Regions from separate parts of the Homo sapiens genome. Here region 2 is linked to region 1. Evidence: chromatin loops called from intact Hi-C (ENCODE). Cell type or tissue: left lung. All regions are shown on one strand. Each heading gives the region's core, and the rest is flanking DNA. Links, peaks and the distances in the headings are about the cores only. Region 1 has its middle 28 kb from the start of SMIM3. Region 2 overlaps LOC105378228 (a long non-coding RNA gene).

Region 1 (16,457 bases), core at 12,098-14,597:
TAAGGTGAGCCACCCTTGTATTCCTGTGATATATTCAACTTAATCATAGTGTATAGCCTTTTTGGTATGTTACTTGATTTGGTTTACTAGTATACATTGACTATTTTTGCATATGTTTTCATAGGGAATGTTGGTTTGTGGTTTTCTTGTCTTGAGGTGTCTTTGTCTGGCTTTCATATCAGGGTAATGTTGGCCTCAAAAAATCGGTTAGAAAGTGTTTTCTCCCCTTCTATCTCTTGAAGAGTTTGAAAGGGATTGGTGTTCATTCTTCTGCAAATGTTAGGCAGAAATCACCAATGAGACCATCTGGTCTTGGGCTTTTCTTTGTCGGGAGGCTTCTGATTACTGATTCTGTCTTTTTAGAAGAAGTAAAGTGTTTAGAAGGTGTAAACATATCCACTTTTACAGATATGTTCAGATTTTCCATTTCTTCTTGAGTCAGATTTCAGGGTTTGTGTGTTTCTTGCCCATTTCATCCAGGTTTTCTAATGTGTTGGTATACAATTGTCCATAGTATTCTCTTTTAATCCATTTTCTTTTTGTGTGTCCAGGAAAATGCCTTCATTTAACTTCTTATTTTAGTAACTTGAGTCTTCTCTCTTTTTAAAATTGGTCCAGCTTTAAAAGTTTGTCAATTTTGTTGATCTTTTCAAAGAGCCAACTTTTGTTTCCATTAACTCCCTCAATTGCTTTTCTATTCTCTATTTTATTTATCACTAATCTAATCTTAATTATTTCCTTCCTTCTGTTAGGTTTGCTTTAGTTTGTTCTTTTTTTAGTTCTTTAAGTTACATTATAAGTTATATTATTAACTTGAGATCCATCTTCATTTTTTAATGTATGGGTTTACAGCTATAATTTCCCTCTGAGTACTGCATTAACTGCACCCTATAAGTTTTATTAGTTTGTATTTTTATTTTCATTCATCTCTAAGTATTTTCTAATTTATCTTGCGATTTCTTGTTTAACATATTGGTTGTTGTAAAATGTGCTGTTTAATTTTTATGTATTTGCAAATTTTCCAATTTCTTTCTATTTTTTACTTCTAATTTCATTCCTTGTGGTCAGATAAAATACTTTGTATGATTTTAATCCTTTAAAAATTTATTAAAATTATTTTGTGACTTAACATATGGTCTGTCCTGGGGAATGTTCTATGTGCTTTGATAAAAATGTATATTATGTTGTTTTGGGGTAGAGCGTTCTGTATACATCTTTTATGTTCAATTGATTTATAGTGTTTTCATGTCCACTATTTTTGTATAAGATCTTACTGATCTTTTTTTAAAAAATTTTTTTGGGCCGGGCACGGTGGCTCACGCCTGTAATGTCAGCACTTTGGGAGGCCAAGGCATGTGAATCATGAGGCCGGGAGATCAAGACCATCCTGACTAACACAGTGAAACCCCATCTCTACTAAAAATGCAAAAAATTAGCCAGGCATGGTGGTGGGCGCCTGTAGTCCCAGCTACTTGGGAGGCTGAGGCAGGAGAATGGTGTGAACCTGGGAGGCAGAGCTTGCAGTGAGCCAATATCACACCACTGCACTCCAGCCTGGGCGACAGAGTGAGACTGCATCTCAAAAAAAAAAATATTTTGTTTTTCCATAAGTTATTGGAGTACAGGTGGTATTTAGTTATATCAGTAAGTTCTTTAGTGGTGATTTGTGAGATTTTGGAGCACTCATAACCCAAGCAGTATATGCTGTACCCTATTTGTAGTCTTTTATCCCTCACTCCCCTCACACCCTTCCCCCCAAGTCCCCAAAGTCCATTGTATCATTCTTATGCCTTTGCGTCTTCATAGCTTAGCTCTCACATATCAGTGAGAACATATGATGTTTGGTTTTCCATTCCTGAGTTACATCACTTAGAATAATAGTCTCCAATCACATCCAGGTCACTGCAAATGCCATTAATTCATTCCTTTTTATGGCTGAGTAGTATTCCATCATATATATATATATATATATATATATATATATATATATATATATATACACACACACACACACACACACACACACACACACAGTTTCTTTTTCCACTCATTGACGGGCATTTGGGTTAGTTCCATGATTTCACAATTGCAAATTGTACTGTTACAAACATGCATGTGCAAGTATCTTTTTCATATAATGACTTCAATTCCTCTGGATAGATACCCAGTAGTGTGATTGCTGGATTAAATGGTAGTTCTACTTTTAGTTCTTTAAGGAATCTCCACGGTGTTTTCCATAGTGGCTGTGCTAGTTTACATTCCCACCAGCAGTGTGGAAGTGTTCCCTGATCACCACATCCATGCCAACATCTACTGTTTTTTAATTTTTTTTTTTTTTGAGACGAAGTCTCGCTCTTGTCCCCCAGGCTGTAGTGCAATAGCACGATCTCGGCTCACCGCAACCTTGGCCTCCCAGGTTCATATGATTCTCCTCCCTCAGCCTCCCGAGTAGCTGGGATTACAGGCACCTGCCACCACGCCAGGCTAATTTTTGTATTTGCAGTAGAGACAGGGTTTCACCATGTTGGCCAGGCTGGTCTCAAACTCCCGACCTCAGGTGATCTGCCTCGGCCTCCCAAAGTGCTGGGATTACAGGCATAAGCCACCATGCCTGGCCATTTTTTAATATTTTGATTATGGCCATTCTTGCAGGAGTAAGGTGGTATCACATTGTGGTTTTGATTTGCATTTCCCTGATCATTAGTGATGCTGAGCATTTTTTCATGTATGTTCATTGACCATTTGTATATCTTCTTTTGAGAATTGTCTATTCATGTCCTTTGCCCACTTTTTGATGGGATTTTTTTTTCTTACTGGTTTGTTTGAGTTTGTTGTAGATTCCGGATATTAGTCCTTTGTCAGATGTATAGATTGTGAAGATTTTCTCCCACTCTGTGGGTTGTCTGTTTACCCTGCTGACTGTTCCTTTTGCCATGCAAAAGCCCTTTAGTTTAATTAAGTCCCAACTATTTATCTTATTTAAAAAAGTTAACTGTAAAACAGCCTCAGGTAGGTCCTTCAGAAGGTATTGCAGAAGAAGCCATTGTTATCCTAGAAATGTGATTTTGGTCAAGTTACTTTACCCCACTGAGTTTCAGTTTTTTCACCTATAAAATTGGAGTAACAATGGAACTACAGAATAAGAATGTAGTTCTGAAATTTAAATGAGACACCTTGTAGAAAGCAAATGGTGGTTGCCTGGCATGGGCATTACATAAGCTGGCCAATAATGTAGGAAGGTAAGGCCTCAGTGCAAGCTTGTAAAGACATGAAAAATACAATGCAGGGAACAGGGTAGGTTTTTTAGTACAATTTAGAGTAGTTAGATTAAGCAGGAAACTTACCAAGTTACTGTAAAACTGACAATTAAATAATAATAGCTGTTAACTAAGTTTAGAAAGCCAGCCTCTTCTAAGTAATTACTCAGGTTTTCCTTTTAGAAACTGGTTCCTTTTAGAAACTGGGTCACCATTATTTAACAAAAGGCAAACAGCGTAAGAAATCTTCCTTCTTATATGTCTTTTTCTAAATTATGGAAAGGCTTATTGAAAGTGATTCACAGGCCAGGCGCGGTGGCTCATGCCTGTAATCCCAGCATTTTGGAAGGCCAAGGCGGGTGGATCACCTGAGGTCAGGAGTTCGAGACCAGCCTGACCAAGACTGTGAAACGCTGTCTCTACTAAAAATACAAAAATTAGCCAGGTGTAGTGGAGCATGTTTGTAATCCCAGCTACTCAGGAGGCTGAGACAGGAGAATCGCTTGAACCTGGGAGGCAAAGGTCACAGTGAGCTGAGATTGCACCATTGCACTCCAGCCTGGGAGACAGACTGAGTCTCCATCTCAAAAAAATAAAAAAAAAGAAAAGAAAAGAAAGTGATTCACTGTGTAGTTTAAAGTTTAAAAGTTTAACCCTTAGAACATGCTTTAAAACACAGAGAAAAGAAATAAAATTATGAAATGAAATGGTATAAATTATAAAGTACCTTTTGAAATCCTTAATGCCGTAATTAAAGAGAAAACATTTTCTTTATGTACAATCTTTTCAAAATATGTAATTAGCAAATTAATACTGCCTCATCTATCTTGGGCTTGTAATTGAGACATCTGACAATTATATCCCCAAAAAATTTATACACTACCAATTCTATGATTATTGCCTTTGAAAATTAACCACTTTTTCTATGAATCACACATACACAGCTTCCAAGTGGAACATTGGTTTATAGTCAGCAAGACAACATCCAGTCCTGGATCTGCCACTTACTGGCTGTGGAGTCTGGCAAGTGACAACTTCTTTCATCTTGACTGCTTCAATTAGTAAAATGTAATCAAGTTCATTATGTCACTAAAATGAGATAATACAGAGCTTGATAAATAGTACTCAGCAAATACTAACTTGAAAATAAAATGATAACTTCTCTTTTATCCTTTCCTTGTTCAGATCAATCCAAAGGCCACTAAGTGGCAAGAGAAATGAATATGGCAAGGATAGGGGGAATCCTGTGGTTACCCAAATCAGAGTGCTAAAGCCCAGGCAAGGTGAGGATGCTGGACTAGTTAGGGGTAATGGAGCTCAAGTAGAGCAAGAAGAACATCAACGAGAGGAGAAGCCTGGTGTGGGATATTGAAGCCCAAGCAGGTAGGGAAAGCATTGCACAGGGAGTGTGGGATGCAGCAGCAATGACAGACTGGTGACATACAGAAGGCTTGATCAAAAATATATCAAGACTTCTCACTATTGGAGAAGGAAGTTTCAAATATAGAAGGAGAGAAAACATGAATGAGCCCTGTGCTGTTAGATTGGAATTGGAGATATCAAAGTGAACCCATGGTTTTCAATAGGGATATAGAAGTATAGGTGTAAAAATGTGCTTATGTATGTATATAAGTATATATATATATTAACTAGCTCTGTCCATTGAAAACAGGAAGTAACAAGCCCTCAGTAACAATGAGCACACCTGGTTCTGACATCTTTTCTGAAGACCATACTCCAAAACAGGATCCAAGTCTCCTTGGAGAAATGGCTGATCCCAAGTCTAGGGCAGGGAAACTATAAGATGAGCCTGGGACATCTTTGCCAGGAAGTAAAGAAGCACTGAAAGACTTATGAGAACATATCAAAAAGACTCTTGAAAGAGTTCTCACTTGGGGCGGTCTGACCCGCAGACCCTGAGCCAGCCATGGATGAATGAAGTACACTGACACACAGATATTCTGCTTTGCCAGTCCAGCTGAGTGTCCAAGCCACTTACAGACTCCCTGGAGAGTACTGTAAACAGTTGTGACTGTGGCCCTGACCAGCTAGTGAGACTCACATTTATTTGGGGAAGATTAATTGACAAAGGCTTGAGTCAACACCACTAGAGGGTAATTGACACTGTGGAATTCCCAAGTAGAAAGCAATTAAGCACCTGCCGTACATCAAAGGTTAGTCTTAAGACCACATGAGTAAACAAGCTAGCTAGATAACTTCCCCACATTCCTTAGTTACTACTTTAACTTATTTAACTAAAGGTAAAGGGACCAGGCCGCCTTCAGCCAGATCTATTACTGATGTTATACAAACTCTCAGGCCTTCCAAGAGAGTTTGTGGCTATTACTATAACTATCTTTAATATTTTTCCCACCAGCCTTATTGAACCCCCACACTGAGCATCAAACTAAATAATGAAAGCAACTGGTTTTAACCTACTGAATAAAATAGGAACCCATGAGTCCACACTGAAATAAATAAATGAATGGACAAATTGAAAGTCTGATGAGGAACAGGATATTTGCATAGTCTCAAAGTACCACCTTACAAAATATTTATTAATTACAAAGGGAAGAAAGAGTAACTTTACAGTGGAGAAGTCTAGCAGACACCAATCAGTGACCAAAGTTAACATCACCAGTAATGAGGTGAATCAAAATTGTCACCATTGCTATGATATTCCTATCAAAGATGCAAACCTAAATCTATTCATAAGAAAACATTAGGTGAACTCAAATTGAGAGCTATTCTACAAAATAATTGGCCTGTAATCTTCAAAAGTGTTAAGGTCATAAAGGCCAAGAAAGACTAGGGAACTGTTCCACATTGAAGAAAACCAAACAGATATGACAACAAAATGAAACACATGACGCTGAACTGGATCCCTTTGCTATGAAGGACATCATTGAGAAAATTGAGGAAACTTGAAAGAATTTGAGGATTATATGGTAGTAACCTATCACTGTTAATTTGCTGACTTTGATGGTAATATGGTTATGTAGAAGAATGTTTGTAGGAAACATTCTTGTTTGTAGTGGAATACATAGAAGTAGTCAGGTAAGTTGAATGAGCATGTTAGCAACTACACTCAAAAAATTTCAAAAGAAAGTTCTTTTACTGTACTTGTAACTTTTTACAAGTTTGAGATTGTCTTTAAATACAAAGTAAATGGAAAGCATACAAATGAAAGAGAAAAAATACCAAATCCACTCTGAAAGAAGGAAAAGCCATGTGAGATTGTTCACATAGGAAAAGGATGATACAATGAAATGAAAGAAAGAATAAATTTTGTAAATCTCGATATTCTCTTAGAAGATAATCAAAACAAACATTGTTTTAGAAATGTATGCCTTCTGAGATTCAAATAATCATTTTCACTGTTAGTATGAATCATAACTTCATTTAATGCAGGAGTACTTTAAATTTCTTTCCACCATCAGTCAAAATTTCTCCTAAATAAAGGACATGCTGGGGTTATTGTAGAAAAATAGTCTAGCATATCTACGGCTACCCTGCTTCAGCTCATGACGACTAAATAATTGAAAACTGTTCTGTATCACAGAAGGAAAAAAAAGTCTTTTCTACCATGAAAATTAAGAGGCCATTTGTTAAAAGAAAGGCTCTAAACATTAGAGCAGGAGCATCCCGATGATTTGTTTTTAATGAATGAGTAAGGAGTTATGAGCTCCTGGGCAATTGAACCTCTTACATATGCCTGACATTTTCAAATTAAACAAGTGCTGATCATTATCATAGAGGCATGGGCCTTTGAGAAAATTAAGAAGTTTATAAGAATTATATTAAAAATATCTAACAGGGTAAGGAATGAACATTATCACTTGAAGCGAAGAGATATTATCACCATCAAGAATTTAAAAAAAAAGAATAAGAATAGAGAAGAATAAAGAAAAAAAGAACTCAGAGTCAAGTAGATTCAATGGAGTAAATGGAGAAACATCTCAGGATAATCAGAAAATTAAGACAAAACTTACCTGGTCTGAGGCAACATAAAATATGAAAGGCCTCATAAGTTTATTTTATACTAATCCCACCTATATGCTTGGGAAATGTATGTGTTCCTGCCAATACCTGGAAGACATGCAATGATTCCTGGCTGTAAACCAAGGAGAAGAAAAATGACATCAAAGTTACAGTCTCCATCAGTAAGCTTGAATTGTTTACTAATAATCAGAGGCACTAAAGAGTTCGGAAAGGTCTGGGACATGTCATAGAGGGAAAAAAGTTGTACTGCTCTACATCTTCTCCCTAAAATGGAAAGAGTAGAACACTGTGGGAGCTCCTGTAGGTGGGAACAAAAATCAGAAAATGAGGCAATACTTTCATTTCTACAACCCTCTTGACACTTCCAGTCCCAGTTCACTGGTCCAATTGTACAGAAACATACTTGAGGGAGATTCTTAATTAGAACATTTTTCTTGAAAAATTTTTGATAGAGAACATTTTGAAATTTATTTTTATTGCTTTCCCCCACTTGATCTTGACTGATTAGATCAAACATACATTAGCTCTGTCAGTGTCCAGGTTTTAGCCCTAACTGGAGAGAGAGAAGGCAGGGAACTTTCTTCGTTTAACAAAGTAAATACCGCCACAAGAAAAAGTGTTTCCTGAAGAAAGAGATTAACAAAATTGCTTTTACAAAGTAGACTTGTTAAGGGCTGCATGGCTGTGTGTTTATTTGGTGCTTTTCCTGGCCTTTTCACCAAACTTTGGGGATCTGGCTCTGAAGTTTGTGCTTCCCACCATCCATGGTCCACCCCCTCTTCTGGAATGTTTTCAACTGGACACCTAAGAATTCATGTAAGGAGAATTGTTTCTCCTGCTCTTTCTCCCGACAGAAATTACTGACCTCGCTGGTTTTCTATCAAAAGAAAAAATTATTTCACGTGAATCTAGTAGTTGGGTAACATTTCTGTAAGATTATATAAACAAAATAATGGTTTTGCAGGTGCTAAGAATTCTGAGAAGCAATGAGAAGATTTCTCATATACCTCAACATATTCCAAGAATGAGATGTTCTTCCATGATTTGATGACCAAGAAATCGTGTTTTCTATAGTTTGAAGTAGAAGTTTTAAAATATATTTTGAGGCATTTTCACTTTTCGCTTCTAATGTTAATCTATTTTAACCTTATGTATTAAGATTCACCAGAGAAACAGAACCAGTGGTATATCCTCTTGGTTCTTCAATAAATCTCCATATTTATTAAGTGAAAGAAAAAGAGAGAGACAGAGACAGAGATTAATTATGGGAATTAGCTCATGTGATTACAGAGGCTGAGAAGCTCTGCAACCTGCTATCTGCAAGTTGGAGAATTTGGAAAGCCAGTGGGTAATTTAGCCCAAGTGTGAAGATCAGAGAACCAGAAATTCTGTCATCCAAGGATGGGAGAAGATGGATGTGCCAGCTCAAGAAAAGAGAACAAATTTGCCTTTCCTCCACCTTTTTCTTCTATTCGAGTCCTCACTGGGTTGGTTGATGGACTCTCTAACCACCACATTGGTGAGAGTAATCTACTTTACTCAGCCTACCAATTCAAATACTAACCTCTTCTGGAAACATCTTCACAGATACATCCAGAAATAATGTTTTACCAGCTATCTGGGCATCCTTCAGCCCAGTCAAGTTAACACATAAAATTAATCAGCACATACCACCTCTTCTGTTCAAATTTTCATTACCCAATTTTAGGGAGAAAATTGCTCTGGTACCCAGCTAAACTCTGACTTCATAGAAATATTTCGGCCAGGTGCAGTGATTGAGTCTGCCATTTTGTTTGCTATTGTGTTAATTCTTGTCTGTTTTTTCAGGTGTCCTAAGCTTCTATTTTATATGTAGCTTTGGATACCTCAGCTCTGTCTGATCATTAAAGCTGCTTTTGTCACATTCGGCCTTTCAGAATAAAATAGAGCCTCTCAGAGGGCAGAGCTACTTCCTACCCTCTCCCTAAGTTTAGAGATCCCTTTAGATTGACAGGAATCCATAGCCCTTGCCAAAAAGAAATATTTTTTTTCAGAATGCATAGCCTATTTTCTCCAAACAATTGCTTTCCTTGTACTGCAGCACTCTAAGTGAAAGAGTCCCCTTTTCAGAATTTAAAAAGCTTGACTAAAGTTAAAAGGATGTATTCCTCCATTATTCCATACAGCTAAGCTTTGGTAAGCATCAGTGAAAAACTCCGACTCTTAGAAGTTTTCTCGGGCTCTTTCCTGGGTGACTTTTTCTTCTTTTCCACTATCTCATTTTCTTCCCAATGTGATGACTGAGTTCTGAGTGTCTCCATACTTAAGCTACTGGTTTTTATTGAGGTTTTTCCATCACCCTAACATCCTAACTTAATGTTTCTGAAGAGAATATTACCAAAACATTGCATTTTATCCAAAAACATTCTCTGAGAGGCTGTTTCTGAGGTAAAATATTTAATTAAAATATGTATTTCATCACACACACACACACACACACACGCACGCACACACACACAAAGCGATCTGAGTAAAATATGAGAAGACAAAGTAACTCCCTGAAATTAAAACATATTTAGGGATATCATTTATTTTTCTCCTCAGTCCATACTCTGCCTGGGTACAGTGTCCTTCCTATTCCATCTCCTTAGCTCACATTCTGGTTATTCACCTTCCTGGTCTCTGTTTTTTGCCTTTTTTCCTCACTCCCCCCACCCCTCTTTCTAATGGCTACCATGTCATCTCCCCTTACCCAATAATGTTTATTCTTTCAAATAACTTTTTTTTTTTTTTTTTGAGACAGAGTCGCCCTCTGTCGCCCAGGCTAGAGTGTAGTGGCGCCATCTTGGCTCACTGCAACCTCCGCCTCTCGGGTTCCAGTGATTCTCCTGCCTCCCAGCCTCTCGAGTAGCTGGGATTACAGGCATCCACCACCACACCTGGCTAATTATTCTTTAGAATTCTTAACCCATTCATGCAACTGTGAAAAAACTCTCTCATTCCCCTATCAGCTTACCCTGTGTATTAGCTTCCTGTGGCCGCTGTAACAAATGACCACAAACTTGGTGGCTTAAAACAACAGAAATTTATACTCACGCAGTTGGATGCCAGGAGTCCAAAATCAGAGTGTTAGCAGGGCCACACTCCTCTGGAGGCCAGGGGATGATGTACTTCTTACCTCTTCCGTCTTCTGGTGGCTACAAACTTGCCTTGATTTGTGGCACATCACTCCAGTCTCTGTCTCCATGGTTACATTGCCTCTTTCTCATCTCTGTGTGTCAGTCCTTCGTGTGTCTTTTATAAGGACTCTTGTCACTGGGTTAGAACCCACTCAGATAATCCAGGATCACCTCCCCATCTGGAGATCCTTAACTTAATGACATCTACAAAGACCCCCTTTTTTTTTCAAAGTAACATTCACAGGTTCTGCGATTTAGGAAGTGGACATAATTTTGGGGGGGCCACTATTCAATCCATTACTCCGAGACAGTATAGTTCTCCGTTTAGAAAGTGATAAGCTCCTTGCAACAAAATGGAAAGATGTGGTTCACTTAGCTTAACTTCCCATAAATTCAAAATAATTTAGTACTAAGTGTGGAAAAGAAAAACTAAAGAGCAATCAATTCCCCTTATGCCCAGAGATTCCATAAATCATTCTTTGACCAAGTGCCACTCAATTCCTAGAACACAAAATATCTTCATTTTTAGAGTAGGTATCAATTCTTTATTATACATGACCCAAACAATTGCTATGTAGAATGAGACAACAGCATTCATACTGAACTTTTCCTAACAACAACAACAACAACAACAAGTAACTATGTTTTCTGAGGTGCAAATCTTGATTGAAGGTAAATAGAAGCATAAAGGGCTCCAATAGTAGAAATTCTAAAGGCACTCATAACTATTTTAAAATTCAGAGGCCAGGCATGGTGGTTCGCATCTGTAATCCCAGCACTTTGGGAGGCCAAGATGGGAGGATTGCTTGAGACCAGGAGTTCAAGACCAGCCTGGTCAACACAGTGAGACCCCATCTCTATAAAAAGAACATATATATATATAAAATAAAGAATGTACTTATATCATTATTATGAAATTTGTTGTTGAAATGAAAAATTACTAAAACTGTTTTCATGACATATCTATGATTTTTCTCTCCATTGCCCTGTGTCTTCATTGACACTGAATTTCAATCACTGCTAAACTCTTATTGTACAGTAATATTATCATCTGTTTTTTTCATTAATATGCTAAGACACAATCTGAGAAGAAAGACTGCTCACTAAAGTAAAACAACTTTAAGAAAAAATATAAATACAAGGGTAATTAAGTTATTTGAATTAGAATTCTATGCTATTTCCTAATTTTTCCTCAGACTTATAACTGTCTCTTACCCTCCCCAACTCCAATCCTCTTTGTCCTTTCCACTTTCCTTTTATTGCCTTCCGAATTTTTCCCCAAGACGTTTGGTTGAAACCCATATAGCGAAACCAATCAAGCCAATGTGCCCCACCCATATATAATTTTTTACGGTAGTGCTAATGATCTTCCTTTGTTTTTAGGTAACATTTAAGCACTGAGTACTTATTACAGGCTCTCTGTAAGTGTTCTAGATTCAGCACCTTGTTTAAACCCCTCAGCGGCACTGTGGAGGCAAATATGATCCCCTTTTTTACAAACAAGGGCAATGAAACTCTTAAATGTTACTTTCTAAAGGGAACACGCTGGTGGAGCCAGATGGGAATTTGGTCTGCTTGACTCTAAAATTAAATGATTCTCTCTATAACTATTGCTGTCCAGCTTTAAAAGTAGATACAATAATTTTTGTAATTTTTAAAAATGATGTTATAGACCTGCTAAAACAGAAACATTTTTCCTACCATGTAAATCTTTATGGGAATTGAAGAGCCTTTCATTTGCTTTAATTAAATACCTTGTGTGATTGGAACAATTTCAAAGTTGCATTAATGCAACTTGGCCTTAAAAATTTCAAAGGAAATATTATCATTGTCATTTCATTTCACAGTCTCAGTTCCATTCTCTCTCTTTAGCAAGAATTATATAAGGGCCTAATTAAAGTTTTAGCTTACTGAAAGATTTTTAATGTTTTTTGCACCCTTAAAACTTTAGAAAGCAATTTCTGTGAGGAATTAATACTTAAAAATTGAATACTTTGTGTTTTATTAAATAATTGTGGATTCATTAAGAAACATTTTCTAAAAGGAACTTAGTATAGAAGAGATACAAGTTTTATACTTGTTCTAAGGCTGATCCTACAGGATAACAGTAAGGAAATTGCTAATCTCATTACTTCAGTGATTTTTAAAATCCCACATCATTAGGGGCATAGACCATTGGTGTTTTTACATTATTGGCCATCTTATAATTACTACTATTGAGAGCCTCTTCTAAGTCAGACATTAACCAACTACCTTACTTATATTACCTCATTTAATTCTCCCCATGCTCTAGTAGTTATCATCACCATTTTACAGATGTAGAAACTGAAGCTCATTATTGTTAATAATAGATCACATTTTGCTATATTTTACCTTTTCACTTTGCATTCATCACCCCATGTAATAATCATAACAATCCTTTGAAGTAGGTATAATTATTTTCACTCGTATTTTACAGAAGAGGAAATTGAGGCTCAAAGAGTTTATGTTATTTGCTCACGATCACAAAGCTAAGAAATAGTGAAGGTCCTCGCTCTTAGTCTCTGGTTATAGTGTTCCTGGAAAGGGAAGGAGGATGACAGCCAACCTGTAATGCAAAGTATGACTTCTTCCCCACCCCCAGAGAAGATAGGGGCGGAGGTGAGGTAAGTCATGATTAGCGACCTTCAAAATGTTCAGACATTTCCCAAGAAAAAGGAAGTTGATCTCTTCAGTGTGGCCTCAAGAGGGCAGAACTAGCATCCCTGAATCCTTAATCCCACTCTCACCGAGGGAGGAATTCTAACAAAACAGCTAATAAGGGGTGGCTTCAGCAAGACGTGAACCTCCTTTTCACTGGCACGTGGCTCTCAGACTTTAACCTGTTTGTTGAGCACTTACGGATTGTTTTTGCAAAGCAGATACTGAAGAACCAGTTCCAGAGATTCTCGGTCAGTACGTCTGAAGCAGGGCCCTGGAAGCTGCATTTGTAAGCAAATGCTCCTGTGTGAATCTGACACAAGCAGTCCAGGATCACACAGGAGAAATACTGAAAAGGCAACAACTGGCAACCTGTATTATACGGGATGTTGGACTGCATGAGCCCTGTGTTATCGCTACAGTCTCTGAAGCCAGAACTGGGAACATAAAATCTTGATCTGCTAGGAATGTTGTAGGACTGACTCTCACAACTTCGGCAGGCTAACCACTCCATTTGAAAAAAAAGTTATATCGCCATCTGGTGGACTGCCTAAAAGTTATTCAAACTCACCCTAAAAGCACGGAATGATTTTCTCATTTAATTCGGATACACTGCACACTTCACAGACCAGGAATCAAGACTCAGAAGAGTTCAGAAGAGTGTAGGCCACATAGAGCCTGGGTCTCACACCCACCGGTTCCCAGTCTACTACTACGCATGGGCTTGATTTGCTTGCTCAATCACAAAATTTTCCAGGTTTTCCTTTGGCGGAAGATTTAAGTCCCAGACAGCTATCACAGTGAAACAAAGTTCCCAAATACTTCAGTGCAATGTTTCTCAAAGGACAGCAAGTTGCCTTAAAAATGCAGAATTCTTGGCTCCGTCATAGGCCCACTGAAATAGAATCTTTGCAGATAAGGACCAGGATTTTGAGTGGTGGCGGGTGCCTGTAGTCCCAGCTACTCGGGAGGGTGAGGCAGGAGAATGGCCTGAACCCGGGAGGCGGAGCTTGCAGTGAGCAGAGATCGCGCCACTGCCCTCCAGCCTGGGCGACAGAGCGAGACTCCATCTCAAAAAAAGAAAAGCTCCTCAGGTGATTCTGTTGCATACTAAAGTTTGAGAACCATTGCCTTTGAGAAGAAACACTCGATTTATGGATGGAAAGGAAGAAGCTTTCCATCTGCAAATTAAAAATAATCCTTATTAGTGACAACTAATACTAAATACTATTACTGAAACTAAAAGGAAATAAGATTTGCTGTTGGGAGGTAGTACTACAAATTTATTTCCAAACATATTTATCATGAAATGGATGGCTACATGATATAAACAGCTGCATGTACATTTCAGGTGGATCACGTTACACTTTAACATGTACGCACAGGAGTGTGCACACATGTACACACAGTCTCCCAAACTGCATTCCCTTGAACTAGGTAGATATGTATAGAGGCATGCCATTAGAATGTTTGTTTCCAAAGACACATATTTGGTTGAAAAAAGAAATCAGTTTAAGCCAGTTACATTTGAGGTATAACAGAAAAAATTACCCCTGTAAGAAGAAATGGAACAAAATACCACCAAAATAATTTTATTAGTGACAAATTGACAATATATATATTCATGACTTTATTATAGATAATTGTTTTGGGTTGGTGCAAAAGTAATGCAGTTTTTACCATTCTAAAAGTAATGGCAAAATCTGCAATTTTTTTGGTGTTGAGAAGGTGCAATTTTGTATTTTGCTTTTTGTTAACTACCAATATAATAGATAGTGCTCAGTTGCCGTGTTTTATTTCATTGTTTGTACCATATTTACCAGACCATTCCTTTATGTCTGTATAAATATTACAATTGTTTCTCTTTTTTTCTTCTAGTAATTATCAAACTAGTTGGTTATTTCTGGAGTTGGAGTTGGGGAGGGGGAAGTTTGGAAGAAATGTTATTAATGATCTTTAGTTATTGCAAGAAATAGTGTTCTGATTTACCAAACATCCTTTTCTTCCAAAACGTTACTTCTGCTACCTTCAGTAAATGTTAAATGTAGAAAGATGAACTGACACGTATTGGGAGCAGATGGAAAATATGTTCATGTATTGTTCTTACCTATAAGCACACATATATTCTTTACATTTTTAAATGTAAATCATCTCACACAACTAATATAAGCACTAATTTCAATAGATACAATTTTTAAACTTTGTTACATATTATCAGACCGCTTATTTTTCAAAGAGGCCAACAAAACACTATACATTTTCTAACTCAACTATCTCACTTTTTGTTTGTTTGTTTTTTTAGTAGAGACAGGGTTTCACCATACTGGCCAGGCTGATCTCTAATTCCTGACCTCAAGTGATCCGCCTGTGTTGGCATCCCAGAGTGTTCATTATTCTTATAGTATTGTTTCAGCAATACTATAAGCAAAGTTCTCATTCTGTCGCCACCAGTAGACCTCTCTGAGCTCTCCTTGAGGCCACCAGTTCCTTGCCATCTCTATTGCTAGAAGACCATCTGCCTCCCATTAACAGACTTCTTCTTCTGTAATACTGGATCACATGATGGACTTAGAAGTTGAATTGCTAGGATAATAATTGATAGGAATTAATAGATTTTTCTTCCATCTGGATCAATTAAGGTATACTCTGGCAAATGGAAATTAAACATGCTTGCTTTATTTATTTATTTATTTATTTAGAGCCAGAGTCTCGCTCTATTGCCCAGGCTGGAGTGCAGTGGCGCAACCTCGGCTCAGTGCAACCTCCACCTCCCAGGTTCAAGTGATTCTCTTGCCTCAGCCTCTCAAGTAGGTGGGACTACAGGCGCCTACCACCATGCCCAGCTAATTTTTGTACTTTTAGTAGAGAGGGGGTTTCACCACGTTGGCCAGGCTGGTCTCGAACTCCTGTCCTCTGGACCTCCCAAAGTGCTGGGATTACAGGCGTGAGCCACCACGTCCAGCCTAAACATGCTTTAATATGGGGAATTATGTGCTGAAAATCATTAAAAGGATTGGGAGAGCACAGAAGGCAGGGGTTACTAGAATTCCTTCCAGATCAATACTGCAGAACCGGCCATCCTGGGGAGCTACTACTTCCGTAACAAGTGGGAAGCTAGGGAACAAGAAAGCCACAGCCTTGGCTGTGGGCTGCAGGACTGTCCCACCTCAACTGAGATCCAGGCATGAGAAAGCTGCGGGCTTGGCTCCAGATTGTGCTGCAGCTTTGGGATTCACACCAGTGTTGTGATTGTCTCACACCCTGTCCTAGCTCTCCCAGCTGAACTGGGTTCCAAACTAAAACATGGTATGCATGCATCTGAACAGCAAAGCCTAAATCACTTTTGAATCTCTATCAAGTG
Region 2 (16,457 bases), core at 7,544-10,043, 180 kb before region 1:
TGTGGAGTTGGCCACACCCCTAGCTATGCTGGAATAGTAAGACCTTATCAGCACCTAGTACATAATTAACATAACTTACCAGCTTTTACATTAAAAGTAAGATTGCTAAGAGTCATCATTATAACATGTAATTGATACTACTAAAAATATTTTTACATGCAAGGTGTGTTTGGAAAAATGTCTGTGTGTGTGTGTTTTACTAAAAGGTTATAAGAAGCCATGGAAATATAAATTGTTGCCTAGAGTTAAAAGATTGTTTTGAATTTAATAGGATAAAGCTGAAGGTTCAAACAAGTGGTGGAAGGAGTATGGAAATTAATCTTGTGGAAGTGGTTCTCTGTGTGAGAAACATCGGCCTGACCACCTGACTTTCTGATCACATTCCACTGGGAAAAAGTCCAAGGAACATCCCTATCACATTCTGCTGGAACAAGGACCAAGTCACCTCATCATGGGAACATCTTATCAATAGCCTGTTGGGCAGCAAGCCATACTGCCCAGACCCCTCCCTCCCATACCTGTAAGTACCCCAGCCTGTAAGTGGCAGTGGGTTCAGGCATTAACCTGGTCCCCCACCTCCGCAGGTCTTGGGCTAGACATAAAACCTGCATTTACTGCAAAGCATCCAACTCTCTTTCTTTAACCCTCACCTTCCCTTCAAAACCTAACAACTTCCATTGTACCCTCTCAAACTCCTGATTATGAAAAAAACTCCACTACATTTTGGCGCAGAAACCCAGGACATAGATTGGGTTCTAAACGGGTAAGTCTTCTCTTGCAACCTGGAAAGCAGCAAGCAGCAAAAATTAGACTGAGGCCTGCTTCCAGATCCTGAGTAGACTCCCTCTTTGCAGCCCTTTTTCTCTTATTCTCTCTCCTTTGGCCCTGGGCTGACCTCTAGATCCTGATCAAACTCTCTAGCCTCTTTTTTCTTTCTCCCCCTTTCTGGGTGGCTCCGGCAAGGATCACCCCCATTGCAGAACATCACGTCCAACGCCGTCTCCAATTAATGGGTGAGTCTCCCTTTACCTCCTCTCCAGATTCCTATCATGCTTCTGCTCCTTCACCAGAAAATCCCAGTGCTGGGTGAGAGGTCTCCCTGGTCACCAGGTGACCATGGTCTGCCTTCTCAGGGGACGCCCTCAGAATGCTCGCCACTCCAGTCACTCTGATCTCCAGAGGACTGTGAAGAGCTGCAGGGATGCCCTGGCTTTCTTATGTCCCTCCTCCCAAGAGGAATCATGGTACTTACTCCCCTCCAGGGTACTCACACCCCTCCTCTATATTTCTCACCCTTCCAGCCACCAGTATGGGGCAAGGCTCCTCAAAACTTCCTCCAGACACCACTCTCAGATGTCTAATCTGGAACCTCCAAACCCAAAAATGCCCCTTCCTTCAGACAAGCCTTCCTCCTCTAATTTCAACCCGGACAACAAAACCCCTCCTTCAGTCCTTCTCCCACCACCATCCCCTCCTCCTCCTTCAGCTCCGGCTCCTTCAATCCCTTATTGTTGCCCTCTGTTCCCCCTTTCTTCTCCACCGCATACCCAGTCTCACACTTAACCCCCTTCCTCTGAAAACCAGGCATACACCCAAAGGCCTTCCAAAGTCATCCCCTTGCGGGAAGTCACGCGGGCCGAAGGTATAATCTGAGTTTATGTTTCCTTCTCCCTAGCTGACCTCTTCCAGCTTGAAAAAAGACTTGGCTTCTTTTCCATGGATCCCACCTCCTTCCACAAGGAATTTCTGTATGTCACTCAATCTTATAAATTACCTGGCATGACACTTACGTCATCCTCTCTTCCTCCCTCACCCTGGAGGACAGGGAGCACATCTCAGACTGTGCTCAGCAAAACGCTTTATCCCACTTCACCACCTCTACCTGAAGACTGATAGGGCCCAGAATCCACCACTCCCACCACCATCACCACCTTGGAACCAAGAGTAATGCTGTCAGTGTCTGCTAAGCCCATGTCTTTCCCATTAAATATGAGGCTAGTTATTCAATTTTACCAGAATATTCTGAGCCCCTCCTCAGTTCTTCTATCTCTATTGTGGGAGTCGATAGAATCCCCTCTAGGCACAAACAGACTGGTCCTCTATTATGCAACCTATTCATCACCCCCTTCACCCACTCTTTCCTGTTTATCCCTCAGTGCCCTACCCCTATCTTGGGGTGGGACATACCAAGTAAATTTTAGGGTCTTACCCACAAAGGCTCAGGTTAGCCCAAATGCAGGTCACTTACCTTGGGCTTGTCCTAACCCCTAATTCTCAGGCCATTCCAACCCAATGAAAGGAGCTAATTTGGGACATGCCTCTTCCCCACACGAAAAATAACCTCCTCTCCTTCTCAGGCTGCATGGGATGCTTCCATCTGTGGATTCCCAACTTTGGCTTGCTGGCCAAGCTGTTCTATATGGCCTCACATGGGCTCATCCTAAAACCCCTCAACCCAGCTTGCCCCATCAACTCCCACTTTAAAAAGCTGAAAAATGCCCTTTTTAATGGCCCCAGTACTGGGACTGCCCAACTCCACCAAGCCTTCTACTCTGTATTGTAGGGAAAAGAAAGAGAGATCAGACTGTTACTGTGTCTGTGTAGAAAGGGAAGACATAAGAAACTCCATTTTGACCTGTACCCTGAACAATTGCTTTGCCCTGAAATGCTGTTTATCTGTAACTTTGCCCCAACCTTGAGCTCACAAAAACATGTGTTGTATGGAATCAAGGTTTAAGGGATCTAGGGCTGTGCAAGATGTGCCTTGTTAACAAAATGTTTACAGGCAGGTTGCTTGGTAAAAGTCATTGCCATTCTCCAGTCTTGATAAACCAGGGGCACAATGCACTGCGGAAAGCCGCAGGGACCTCTGCCCTGGAAAGCCAGGTATTGTTCAAGGTTTCTCCCCACTGAGACATCCTGAGATATGGCCTCGTGGGATGGGAAAGACCTGACCGCCCCCCAGGCTGACACCCGTGAAGGGTCTGTGCTGAGGAGGATTAGTAAAAGAGGAAGCCTTCTTGCAGTTGAGATAGAGGAAGGCCACTGTCTCCTGCCTGCCCCTGGGAACTGAATGTCTCGGTATAAAACCCGATTGTACATTTGTTCAATTCTGAGATAGGAGAAAAGCTGCCCTGTGGCGGGAGGCGAGACATGTTGGCAGCAATGCTGCTGTTACTCTTTGCTCCACTGAGATGTTTGGGTGGAGAAAAGCATAAATCTGGCCTACGTGCACATCCAGGCATAGTACCTTCCCTTGAACTTATTTGCGACACAGATTCCTTTGCTCACATGTTTTCTTGCTGACCTTCTCCCCACTATCACCTTCTTCTCCTGCCGCATTCCTCTTGCTGAGATAGTGAAAATAGTAATTAATAAATACTGAGGGAATTCAGAGACCGGGCCGGTGCAGGTCCTCTGTATGCTGAGCCCCAGTCCCCTGGGCCCACTTTTCTTTCTCTATATTTTGTCTCTGTGTCTTATTTCTTTTCTCAGTCTCTCGTCCTGCCTGATGAGAAATACCCACAGGTGTGGAGGGGCTGGCCCCATTCACTGTGTGTACATTCTGACCAAGGCCTTGCTCTTGGACTACTCTGCCAAACATATGGCAATGCTCCACAAGCCATTGCATACCTCTTAAAACAAATGGACTATCATCCAAGGCTGGCCATCCTGCCCAAAAATCTTGGGTGCAGCCACATTACTTGCCTCAGAGGCACAGAAACTTACTCTCTACCAACACATTACTACTGCATCTTCCCATAACCTACAGGATCTCATGAGCCATTGATCTCTTCTATCCCTCCCACCATCCTGCTTACAGGATGCCTTATTCATAGATACATGCCTTATTCATAGGTAACCCTCTAATCACCTTCTAGAAATGTAAAGCTCTCAACCTAGCCACCCTCTTCCCTGTAAACACCTCTGACTCTAAGCTCTCTCACTCCTGCCTGGACCTCTTAAACTCCCTCTTCTCCCCCTTCCAACACATTTCAAAAGCCCCTTTGCAGGGAACACCCACATGATTCATTAATGGAAGATCTTTTTAGCTGTTTTAGGGAGCCATGTCCAGCAGCTGGCTATGCCATCATTGCTGAAAATAAACTCCTAGAATCCAGCACTGTCCCGCTCCATACTACCTCTCAACAGGTGGCGCTAGTTGTCTTAACCAGGGCCTTCACCCTAGTAAAGGCAAGAGGGTTAACATTTACACCGATTCCAAATATGCATACCACATCCTACATTCTCATGCCTTAATCTGGCAGGAAAGAGGTTTCCTAACTACAAAAGGAACCCCCATAGTAAATGGCAAACTCATACACAAACTGCTGGAGGCAGCTAAACTACCACTAAAGGCCACCTTTATCCATTGTAAGGGACATCAAAAGGCTACAGATGCCATAACCAAGGAAAACTTCTCAGCAAACTCTGCAGCCCAGCAGGCAGCCCTTAAAACCTCATCATTATTGCCCATCTTTCCCAGCATACACCCTGTATATACCCAGGAGGAACAAACCTCACTCACCCGGGCTGGTGCTATTTGGGGAGGAGGATGGTTCTACCCCAATAATAAAATTGTCTTGCCCAAGTCCCAGGAACTTTCTGTACTTTCATATGTGCACAACCATTTCCATGCCGGTTACTGCCCCCTACTCTAGCTCTTAAAAGCTTATATATATTTTCCCGCCATGGCTGCCAATCTCATAGGTATTACTAAGGCATATTCCATTTGCACTCAAACAACTTCCTCTCAGGGAGCTATCAAACCACCTCCTTTCCCCACACACCAGGCCCAAGGACACCTGCCAGGGCAGGGCGGGCAGATCAACTTTACCCTCATGGTCCCCATAAAATGGGCCTGGTACCTTCTGACAATTGTAGATACATTCTCTGGATGGATAAAAGATTTTCCTACCACCACCGAAAAGGCACACACCATCACTTCTATTCTCCTCACCCATATGATCCCCTGGTTTGGACTCCCCTCCTCCATCCGGTTAGACAGTGGGCCAACATTTGTTTCACAGGTTAACCAACAGTTGGTGGAGGCTGTAAACATTAAATGGGCCTTTCATGTTCCTTACTGCCCCCAATCTTCAGATAAAAGTAAATAGGTCAATGCCTTTTTAAAACAACAAATAACCAAACTTCCTAGAGGTTAAAATGGCCTGAACTTCACTTCTTCCAATGGCACTCATGAATTTACAAGCCATTGCTCACACGCCCCTCAGCCTAAGCCCATTTGAATTCATGTACCAATGCCCTTTTATCCTCCAAAATCTCCCTGTATCTGCCCCCAGCCCGCCCCTCCACCTCCTTGATACAGGATACTTGGCTGGCATTATACCTCACTCAACATCTAATAAGACGGTACGCAAATGCTTACTTGCCCCAGCCTAAAAGTCCATCCTCCAAACACTCCTCCCTGCCCCTACAACCAGGGAACTGGGTCTAAATCACCAATTCCTTCTCCCCTCTCCAACCTAAGTGGACGGGTCCTCACCAGGTAATCCTGACTACTCCTGTGGCAACAAAACTAACATCCTTTCCACACTAAATCCACCATTCCAAACTAAAAACAGCACCAGACTTACATCCACAAGTTTTCTCACCCCCAAAATATTCTTCCTCCTTCATAGGACCAACCTCACTATGCTTAACAAGAATTCCAGAAGTTGCCAGTCCAGAAGGCCCTGGTCCATTACACTCTCTGCCTCCAAGTTCAAATCTGTTATCTCACACCTTGTTTCAGATCTTTCCTGATATTCCCTCCCCACATCCCTGGATAGTCCACTCCAATTCCTCACATTAACCCAGGAGCTATGGCTGCAGGGTACCTTCCAAAATTTCCCTCGTACTCAAATCTTCTTTTTCCCCTTTTGTCTTTGCTGTGGGATACTCTAAATCCCATAACCTCTGGCAGTTGGGCTTCCTTTGTCAACCTCACACATTACCTCTTAAATCAGTCACACTCTCCTCTTTCTTCCAATTGTTAAATTTGTTTGTCCACACAAATCCAGCAGTTCACAGCCCTTCCTGTTAACCTAACCACAGAAACTTGATCCAAAGTAAACCTGCATCTCACCTACTCAACCAGTCCCTTCCCAAAACCTGTTTATAATCTTGCTTGGCTAAACACCTTTCCCTGCAATCCATCAAACCTACCTGCACCATCGCACGCAGGGCTGGCACCCTCTTTCGTCTCATGGCCTGTAAACTAAACATGTTACAAACTGAATTCCATAAAACATCCCTTCCCAACCCCTCCCTTCTCTGCCAGCACTGTTCTCCATGCATCCAACTTAAGGGAACTCCCTAAAAAAATGCACAGACAATTCCCTCAACTGCAACCTTTATTCTTCTTCCCTGTCAGGACCGCAATGGCTGTTAACAAAAACCCATTTCTCTCTCTCTGTCTAAAACCAGACAGCCTTCACCACCAATATCCCTATCAGGCCCTAACAGGGACTATCCTTGTTAACAGTTATTCAACCTGGAAAAACAAAAAAGTTGGGACAAAAGTTTGTTCAGGATTTAACCCCCGGCTTCTCATGGCTCACTGCCTTCACTTACAACTTTGCCTGTCAACCCCCAGTCTTTTCTTTCTGTGTGGAACAAACTCTCTTCTTTGCCTACTGGCAAGTTGGTCAGGAACATGTACCCTGGTGTTTCAATCTCCAAACATTAACATTTTGCCTAACAATCAAACCATTCAGGTTCTTTAGTAATCCCTATTTCCTCCTCCTCCACACACACCAAGTGGGCTATACACTTCATTCCCCTGTTAGCAGGACTAAGCATCTCAGCTACACTTGGCACAGGGATATCTGGTTACCCCTTTCTTAGGGCCCCTAATCTTCCTCCTAATACTCACAATTGGCCCATGTATACTTACCTTCATATCCCACTTTATCTCCCAAAGGCAGAACTACCTTGTCTAGGCAGCCACCCAGAAACACATTGATACCATCTTTCCCCACCAAGTCTGGTATCAACATCTCCAGGAAAACAACTCTGAAGTTGGACACCCACTGCTTCAAAACCCAAGCCCTGATTACAGTGCCCCTATTCAGCAGGAAGCAGCTAGATAATCAACAATGCCCCTCTTCCTTTTAGACTGAAGTAGAAGGCAAGAATGTTAATCCAAACTGTACCACTTTGTAAGCCCCCCATCATTTCGCAGACATTGGTCAAAGTGAAACATTCCATGGGGATTCAGGCCATGAGAAACATTTTGCTCAACCACCTGAATTTCTTACCATATTCTGCTGGGAAAAAGCCCAAGGAACATCACTATCACATTTTGCCAGGACAAAGACCAAACCATCTCATCATGGGAACATCTTATCAACATCCTGCCAGGCAGCAAGCCATACTGCCCAGACCCCTCCCACCCACACCTATAAGTACCCCAGCCTGTAAGCGGCAGTGGGCTTTGGCATTAAGCTGGTCCCCAACCTCCGCAGGTCTTGTGCTAGACATAAAACTTGTGTTTGCTGTAGAGCTGCTAACTCTCTCTCCCTGTCTTTCTTTAACCCTCGCCTTCCCGTCAAAACCTAACAACTTCCATTATACCCTCTCAAACTCCTGATTATGAAAAAAAAAAAACAAAAAAACTCCACTACATATTTTTACCTCTTCTTTGAAAAATTTTTCCATGTCATTGCCTTAACCAAAATCTGGCCCAGCACTTCTCTGAATCTAGAATTTCCTCAGAAATCCATATTACTCAAAGGATCACAAAATTAGTTTTATGCCTTGCAAGGGATTCCTAAATTCATCTAAAGCAGATGAAATAAATTCTGCTTCAGCATTTCTCTTTCTTATCCAGAATGAGAAATGCTTAAAATGTTCAGAAGCTAAAATGAGTTATTTAGTTTCAGCAGAGTTAGTGTTTACTTATGAACTTAAGTTACTTAGTTGCCCAGGCAAGCTGTCACTAGCCTGGGATTATAAGAACTTGATTTCAAAAATACCAGCATTCACACTTCTGTGTTAAAATTCATATTTTATATTTTAACTCCAAAGGCAGTTAAAATGAAAGTCTTAATAATGAAGACATTTCAAGAGAAGGGATAAATTAAGGAAGCAGCTTTCTTGACCTACCATTCCCCATGCCATTCACCTTTGTGTTAGTGCAAACGGCACCATTTTGTAAGTCCCCTGCTATTTTGCAGACCTTGGTCAAAGTGAAACATTCCACGGGGGTTTGGGCCATGAGAAACATCCTACCTGGCCACCTGACCACAAGGAAGACAAAGGCCCAATAAAAAAAACATTCTTATTATACCCTACCAGGCAAAGGCCCAACTAAAGAAACCTCCCTATCCTGTCTTACTGGGCAAAGGCCCAAGGAACACCATGATGACATCCCACCAGAAAAAGGGTCAAACCACCCTATCATGGGTACATCTTATTGATATCCTGCCGGGCAGCAAGCCACACTATCCAGACTTCTCCCAGCCATACCTGTAAGTACTGCTGCTTGTAAGTGGTGGTGGGTTTTGGCATTAAGCGGGTCTCCCGCTTCCACAGGTGTCTGCAATATACCTGTGTTTGCTGTTGAGTTGCTCTGTTTCTCTCTCTGTCTTCCTTTAACCCTTGCCTTCCCTCCAAAACCTAACACTGATTCTCTACTTTCAGCATCTCTAAACCTTGATCCAGTAAATGCTTCTGAATCCCATGATCAAATAATTTTCCTTTTGTCCCATGGATTCTGGTATGTTAGGGTTTCAGATTCCTTGTATGTTTTCATTAAGTAACTGAAGAAGATATTCCCATTCTCTTTGAGAATAGTGTATACATGGTTACACTACATGGTTAAAAACTTCTAATTAGTAAATGAGAATTTTCTATTAAGGTATTTAATTATGTGAGCTCTCTAGTGTTACCCAAATCCAAAATTCTGTGATTTTGTGTTTCCATGGTGCTGTAATTTTAAGAGTTGAATCCACTGGTGGCTTAGTTGCTAAGGCAGTTACAGACAGCCTCGCCTTTTTCTTAGGGGTCTCCTGTGTCTGGGATTTCATATGTGGCTGGCTGGTATTCCCAAGGTAAGTGACACCTCCTTTGTAAGAAAAGTATACACAGCCTACTTATGGGTCTATGTGACCTATCTTGTAAAGAGAAGATGACCACAAACACATCCTTGTGTTCCATAATGCTAGTAAGTTCCAGGGAGAAGAAAGAACATGAAAAAGTGCCCTGGGTAAATTTTAAAAAATAAAGTGAGATAGTCCATTGGCTCCTAGACTCAGTTGCCTTTGTGGAGAAAGCAGTTAAGTATGGATGGAGTGGTTTGTATGGGCTTACAAGGGATCCATGTTAGAACACAAGATGGTGACTCTTTCTGGGAGCAAAGGCTGTGTGGTGGTATAACTCCTCAGAAGAGGAGAGCACGCAGCAGAATTCTGCCTTCCTGAAGACAACTTCATCATTCGCCAGCACCAGAAGGAAAATTGGCCATCTGGGAGAGAGATGGCAGTCTGGGTTTTTCATCAGAGTTTGCCTGATCCAAGGGATTTTACTGTTCTATGAGGTGAACAGAGGGTAAGACCCTGGGTTTCAAATTGTTTCTAAAGTCTCCCTAAACCCAGACTTAGGCACCCACTCTGCCACATGCTTCCTGTACCCTTCACAGGGGCATTCTACCTGCTAAACTAACAGAAGCACCATAGAAAATCCTTCTCCCTCATGTGTCTCATCCAGGCACACCATCCCACCTTTTGAACTTCCCTCCTCCTTCAGAATGTTACTCAGACGCCATTGTCATTCTTTACACCATCACCTTCTCCATGTGTATCATGCTTAAGTCTTCATACACTTAAGTCTTTTTGACTGCCAATTATTTTTCCACCATACCCTGTGTATAAGGATGTGTCATGATGCTTCTCAAGTAATTTCAGTGGAAGAACAAAGGAAGAGGACCAGTCACCTCCAACCTTGTCTCCTTGGCTCTAGGTCCTTTCCCACTCAACAGGGATTTCTCAGGAACTTCTAGGGGTTGATTCCATTTGTGGAGAATACCATTTGTTGATTCTCCTACATGTAAATGGATAGTCAAGATTTCATATACAGTTGATTTTATTATTCACAGTACTTATGTTAAATAAATCCACCACAAACACTGTATTAGTAAATACTGAATAATTGCTCCAAGAGGAATACAGGATTAGGTTCATGTAAGCCTCTGGTCACAACATTTTCATCAACTAGAATGCTGGCACTTTTATTGCTAGTCTCTAGCAATTCATCAATTGTAGTTTAAGTGTTCCTAAAATATATTGACTTTAGTGGTGGACTTCCGCTGTCAGTGAACCTGTGATTCTCAGCATCTACCTGTCTCTCTAGTTTCTGGGGCAGTGGTTTGTCCTGTGACCTTGATTCTTTGAAGGATCTAAGAATTGTTAATTTCCAGTTTTTCAGACTTTTTTCTGGTTGTGATGATAGGATTGACAACTTCCAAGCTCTTTACATGTCAGACTAGAAACCAGAAGTCTGCTCAGGTTTTCTTCATTATTTTTTCTTTCTGTTCTAAGACTGTATAATATCGAATGATCGAGCCCCAAGCTTACTGATTCTTCTGCCAGCTCAAATCTACTTTTGAGTACCTAAAGTGAATCTTCATTTCAGGTATTCTACTGTTCAACTCCAGAATTTTTATTTGAGTCTTTAAACACTTTTTATTCTACTAACATTCTCCATTTGATGAGTCATTGTCACCATACATTCCTTTCATTCTTTGAACATGGTTTTCTTTAGTTTTTTGAACATATTTGTAATAGCTTCTTTGGCATCTTTGCCTTACAGGTCCAACATCTAGACCTCCTCAAAAGCAGTTTTTATTGATGCTGTTTTTCCTTTACAAGGGTTATACTATTTTGTTCTTTTGCATCTCTAATAGTTTTTGAAATAATATATTGTAGCAACTCTGGATTCTGACACATCCCCTTTAGGGATTATTGATGTGGCTCTGTTTTGTTAGTTTGTTTAGTGGCTTGCTTGCACCAACTTTGTAAACTCTATTTCCCCCCGCCGCCCCCCACCCCACAGTGTGTAGCTTTTACCCCAAGCCTGGCTTCCTAGAAGTCACCGTTGGGTCAAAATATCTTAACATTTAGCCAGTGTTTGGTCAGGGGTTGTGCTTACACTCCTTGAGCTAGTAAGACTTCCACTCTTTGCTAATGTATCAGCGTGTGGCTTGGGAAATTCTTTCAATTCCACTCAAGTTCAGCTAGTACCTGTTATGGTTGGTCCTGAATGTGTGAAACATAGACATATGCACAGACTTCCAGTTTTAGCTCTTTCTCTTGTTCACTCTGTTAAACCGGGTGACTTGCTGTTTCATTTGTTGCTACTTGTTTTATGAAACTATTAGAATTCTCTTAAGTGCTTGCCACTAAGATCTCTATTTTCAACAATGCCTTAATTCATGCAACCCTTCATGTTATGATTAAATACAGTCAGCCCCCCAGCTGAGCTGAGGAGCTTCTGGCCCTCCCATCTTGCTTCTTTCCCTGGATATAACATCTACACTCTTGCACAGAAGCGGGGGACAAAGGGGAACGCCGGATTTTCCTGAAGTGACACCTCTGCCCTACCAGTGGAATCCGGGGAAGCTTCTTAGCAGGGATACTCCTTCCTGCAAGTGAGATCTTGGTAGGAAGATGAAGGCCTGAGATCTTTTTAATGTACTCCTGCCAGTCTGGAGCCTCTATCCTATTAGTGGGAGCTGGGAGAATGATCTTTTTTTTGGCTTGCCTTTCCTGGCATGAAACATCTACTCTATAGAGAAAAGCTGAGGAGGAGGGCAATTGAGGTCCCAATACTCTTAGCCTCTCTTACCTTGGCAAGAGCCTCTGCTCTACAAGTGGGAGCTAGGTTGGGTATGGGAGCCCCAGTCTTCTTGGCTGTAGCTGCCTAAAATTGAGCTTCTCCATCATGGAGCTAGGGTAGGTGAATAACAGACTACTGTAAGGTTATCAAGCTTGAACGAGAAGGTTTCAGTTTCTTAATATAATCTTTCTTCTGAGTCACTTTATTTCACTAGCAAATGTTTATTAGGTCTTTGATACACTCAAAACCATTTAAATTATTCTCCTAACATTTGAAGTCTAGAAATCAAATTTTTTAAACTCCATGAGGTCTCAAATTTCAGGACTCTATTTTCTTTCATTTTTGCTTATAATCCACTAATTTTCTCTGAGTTTATCTTTTTCTTACAATAGCTTCCAAATACAGCCAGTAAAACAGCAAATATTACTAATACTCTGTTTTCTAATTATCTTCTGGAGCTGTCAACAAAGTAAGCATGTGTAGAGGAGACAATCAAACCAAATGTTTTGTTTTGTTTTGTTTTGTTTTGTTTGAGACAGGGTCTTGCTCTGTCACCCAGGCTGGAGTACAGCGACAAAATCACAGCTCACTGTAGCCTCAACCTCCTGGGCTCAAGAAATCCTCCTGCCTCAGGCTCTTGAGTAACTGGGACTATAGGTATACACGACCACATCTGGCTAATTTTTGTATTTTTTATAGAGACAGGGTTTCATCACATTGTCTAGGCTGGTCTTGAACTCCTGGGCTCAAGCAATTTGCCTACCTTGACCTCCCAAAGTGCTGAAATTACAGGTGTGAGCCACCACGCCTGGCCCAAACCAAATGTTTGGCTAGTACAAAACATAGATAAACATCTTTCCACTTCTGACATCAGTTTTCTCACTGCTCAACTACTAGGCCTATGCCATATTTTAGGTTTTTATTACATTAGCAGGACACTTCCAGGACCAATTTCTTTCTACTAGAAAATGATTGCTATTTGCTATTAATAATCAATCCCTAAATCTCAGTGGCTTAATACAATTAAGATACACTTTTTTTTCACCCACAAAGTTAATAAGGTGTTTTGTGAATGGCTTTCCATGTAACTACCCTCCAAGCAATGGGTCTCATCAGTAGATGAGATAAAGATAAGGAGTTTGGGGTATCAGCAATGGTATTGCTTCTGAACAAGCAATTATAGAATAGATGTAGAGGGGCAATTCAGGGCAGTGGTTCCAGGCCCACACCTGAGTCTGAAAGACTGACATGGTTGTGAGAATGAAACAGAATGATACACATGACTCCCTACAGTTCTCTCTAATATAATCCTAATTAGAGTTGTTTCCTTGTCTGTCTTCATAACTAGAATGGGAATTATATCCTTAAATAATATAAAATAGCTAACATCTTATGAGCACCATACATACATGATATTGTATAATCCTTGCAATGATCCAACAAACTAGGTGCTATTGAGGCTCAGAGCAGATTCAGAATCTACATCTGTCTAAATCCAGAATAAGAGCTCTTAACACCTCTTGTAGGTTTCTGCCTTGTAATCTTAACTCCCTGTCAAAATTTGCTTTAGAAGAATGAGGCCCCACTTTTAATTTATAAATAAGGAACAAGTTGATTTTTAATGGCATGGATACTCACATGGAAATTTACAGAATACCTACCCCTACTGTTAGATGGAATTTTAAAAATGAACAATTCTCTCTGCAAAAAGTCTTTATAATATTTGTGAATTGTAAAATCCTTATGAAAATATCTCTCTTACTAATCTGTCACAAGGTGAATTAGAAAATGCCAAATAGAGATGCCGTGCAGTATAGCAAGCACTCTATCATATTATTGGCTTACGTAGTACTTATACTTTGTATACTCAAGCTTACAAAGTACTCCAGGGAAAAAGAGCAGTAGTGTTTGTATTTGTTTCCTAGGGCTGCCTTACAAAATATTAGAGTGAGTGGCTTAAATGACAGAAATTTATTTTCTCACAATTCTGGAGGCTGGAAGTCTGAGATCAATGTGCAAAAGGGTTGGTTTCCTTGGAGGCCTCTCTTCTTGGCTAGCAGATAGCAGCCCTCTTGCTGCCACTTCACATGGTCATTTCTCTGTGTACACCTGCCCCTGATGTCTCCTCGTGTGTCCTACTCTCTAGGTCTTGTAAGAACACCAGTCAGATTAGATTAGGACACATCCTAATGGTTTTATTTTAATTACTCTTTAGAGGCAGTATGTCCAAATACAGTCATATTCTGAGGTATTGGTGATTAGGGCTTCAACATATGAATTTGGTGGGAAGGTACAATTCAGTCCATAACAGTATGTAAAAAGGGTAATTGTACCCACCAAGAATTCCTTTTTAAATTGCAGTGAGTCTTGTAAGAGGCCATGACTATTTTCTTTTGCTACTGAGACTTATATGATATCTAGTTTATATTTATATATTTTATGTAATTAACACCTTTATGTACTTCTCATTAAGAAGCAGCAGAAGTCATACATACCAGAAAGCAACAGAAAAAAGTTTATTTTACACTTTAGAACTCTTACTGAACACTGTATTTTTGGTTATAACTTGTATTTTCTTTAGGGGAAAAATGGTAATATTTAATGTAGAAAGTCTTAGTAAATGGCATTCTATATATAGTAATTATTTTATATTTACAAATTTTTAGATTCACATATGCAATTCCAACACATATAACTTATTTTATATGATGCATAGCAAAATGTAGTGCAGCCAGGACTTACAGCAATAAGTAGTGGCACATATAGTAACATTCATATCTTGTGGGTTGTCCACATATCGTTTTCTAAGTTTGTTCTGACTAGTTCACTTATTAATATTTTAAAAGCCTTTGTGGTCCACAGTGAACATTTATTCTCTAATAAAAATGTATTTTCTGTAATATCCTCAAGAAATATTTAGGAATCACATCTGGAATATGTTTTCTATAGAAACATAACTGCGCGCTTTTATAAATATATTAAACAGGCTTATCCTCAGTAAGATTTCTTGATAAATAATAAGGTTTGCTTTTGACTGAAGGCTTTCTATCACTACAAGTTCTAGTTAAAGATATTCCCATATTTATTTCTTGTTCAGGGATGTTTTTCTTTATGAGTCCTCTTATGTCGACAGAGGGCTGATCTATGTCTGAAGGCTTTTTTTTACACATTGACTGCATTTACATGAGTTTTTTTCCCTGTGTGAATTCTGTAATGTATGAGGTCAGGCTTTTGAGAAAAAACTTTTTAACACTCATTACATGTATAAGGTTTCTCTCTAGTGTAAATTTTCTGATGTCTAATAAGGCATGACACTTCACTGAAAGCTCTCTCACACTTAGTTCACACAGAAGATTTCTCTCCTGTGTGTATTCTCTGATGTACAAAGAGGTGTGACTTCAGGCTGAAGGCTCTCCCATATTCATCACACACATAGGGTTTTCCTCTAGTATGAGTTCTCCTGTAAATGCTGAGGTGTAAGTTTTGGAAAAAGGCTTTCCCACACTCGCCACACTCATAGGGTTTCTCCCTGGTGTGAATTCTCTAACGTTCAACAGATGTGACTTGTGGGAGAAAGCTTTTCTACATTCAACACACTCGTAGGTTTTCTCTTGAGTATGGATTCTCAGGTGTATAATGAGATTTGATTCCCTGCTGAAGGTTCTCCCACACTTAGTACATATTAAGGGCTTTTCTCTCTTATGGTTCTCTTTTGCATAATGAGGTCTGACTTCTGGAAGGAGGCTTTTTCACATTCACTATGCTCTTTTTTTTTGTGGCATATCTTCTATTGCCACTAAATAAATCCAAATAGTTCAAATTCCTACCATAACAGCCACATTTTTGGAATTTTTGAAATAAAGTCTGGGCTCAGATGAAATATATTTTCAAGAGCATTACAGTTGTCACCCCTTTCCTCTGTCTCAGTTCCCTGGTCTATTAATGAAACATGCCTCAAAAGTGTTTATTGGTTCTCCTGGTGCCTCTGCATGTGGTTGGAAGTCTTGCCAGACTTCTAGAAAGAAGCACAATTAACTATATACTGGTAAATATATCTGCTAATGTATTATGACTCATAACTTTTTGTCATATTATGAGATTGAATCTTTACTTTCATGCATAATATACATATGGCCTACAAGAAATATCAAGGCTAAATGGAGTCTATCCCCCTGAGCATTTCAAGAAAGAAAACCACATTTTTTAAAAATTGCAGTAGTAGAAACAGAAACAGAATATGACAATGAACAAAGTATATATGGCTATATACAAATAGGATTTTGCAAACTGGGCAGAAACACTAAATAATCTTGAGGAATAGTAAAAAGGAACAAAGAAGGACAGTTGCAACAGGGTCAGTGGGGAGAGCTTATTTAGCAGAATTAAAACTGACCAGGGTAACAACGGTGATTGGAGAAAAAAAGTAAGGACTGGATGAGGAACAGGAATATCTGAGCTGCAGCCTTATTAACTAACTGCTGGATTGCTATAGTTTAATTTTCATTTTTCTCTTTGCTTCTAGTGTCTTTTGGCTCTTGTCTATTCCACCATCAACATTAAACTAATCTTACAAAACCATAAATTCTCTTTGCAAACAGAAACACCTAACCAGTACTTCA

What was found. Hi-C counts contacts between places; a loop is a spot of excess contacts. Peaks named below come from ENCODE experiments on the same cell type or tissue, not always from the same donor. Only the 100,000 strongest peaks of a DNase experiment are listed, where the experiment ranks them.
Region 2: it touches region 1 in a loop (3-fold over the local background); 6 of 110 quality-filtered maps call a loop at or near these places.

The regions. Positions count from the first base shown.
Region 1 is chr5:150,798,415-150,814,871 of GRCh38, reverse strand. No RefSeq gene overlaps it. Among named protein-coding and RNA genes, the nearest start is that of SMIM3, 28 kb to the right of the region's middle. In left lung, for the core only: a CTCF peak has its summit at 13,638 (motif pointing left); no DNase peak of the experiment used is centred there; H3K4me3 peaks cover 917 bases; H3K27ac peaks cover 930 bases.
Region 2 is chr5:150,977,575-150,994,031 of GRCh38, reverse strand. LOC105378228 (a long non-coding RNA gene) reads left to right here. Exons shown (of 3, transcript XR_007059002.1): 2 at 272-520; 3 at 8,302-8,468. It also overlaps the pseudogene LOC100419553. Among named protein-coding and RNA genes, the nearest start is that of GPX3, 35 kb to the left of the region's middle. In left lung, for the core only: no CTCF peak of the experiment used is centred there; no DNase peak of the experiment used is centred there.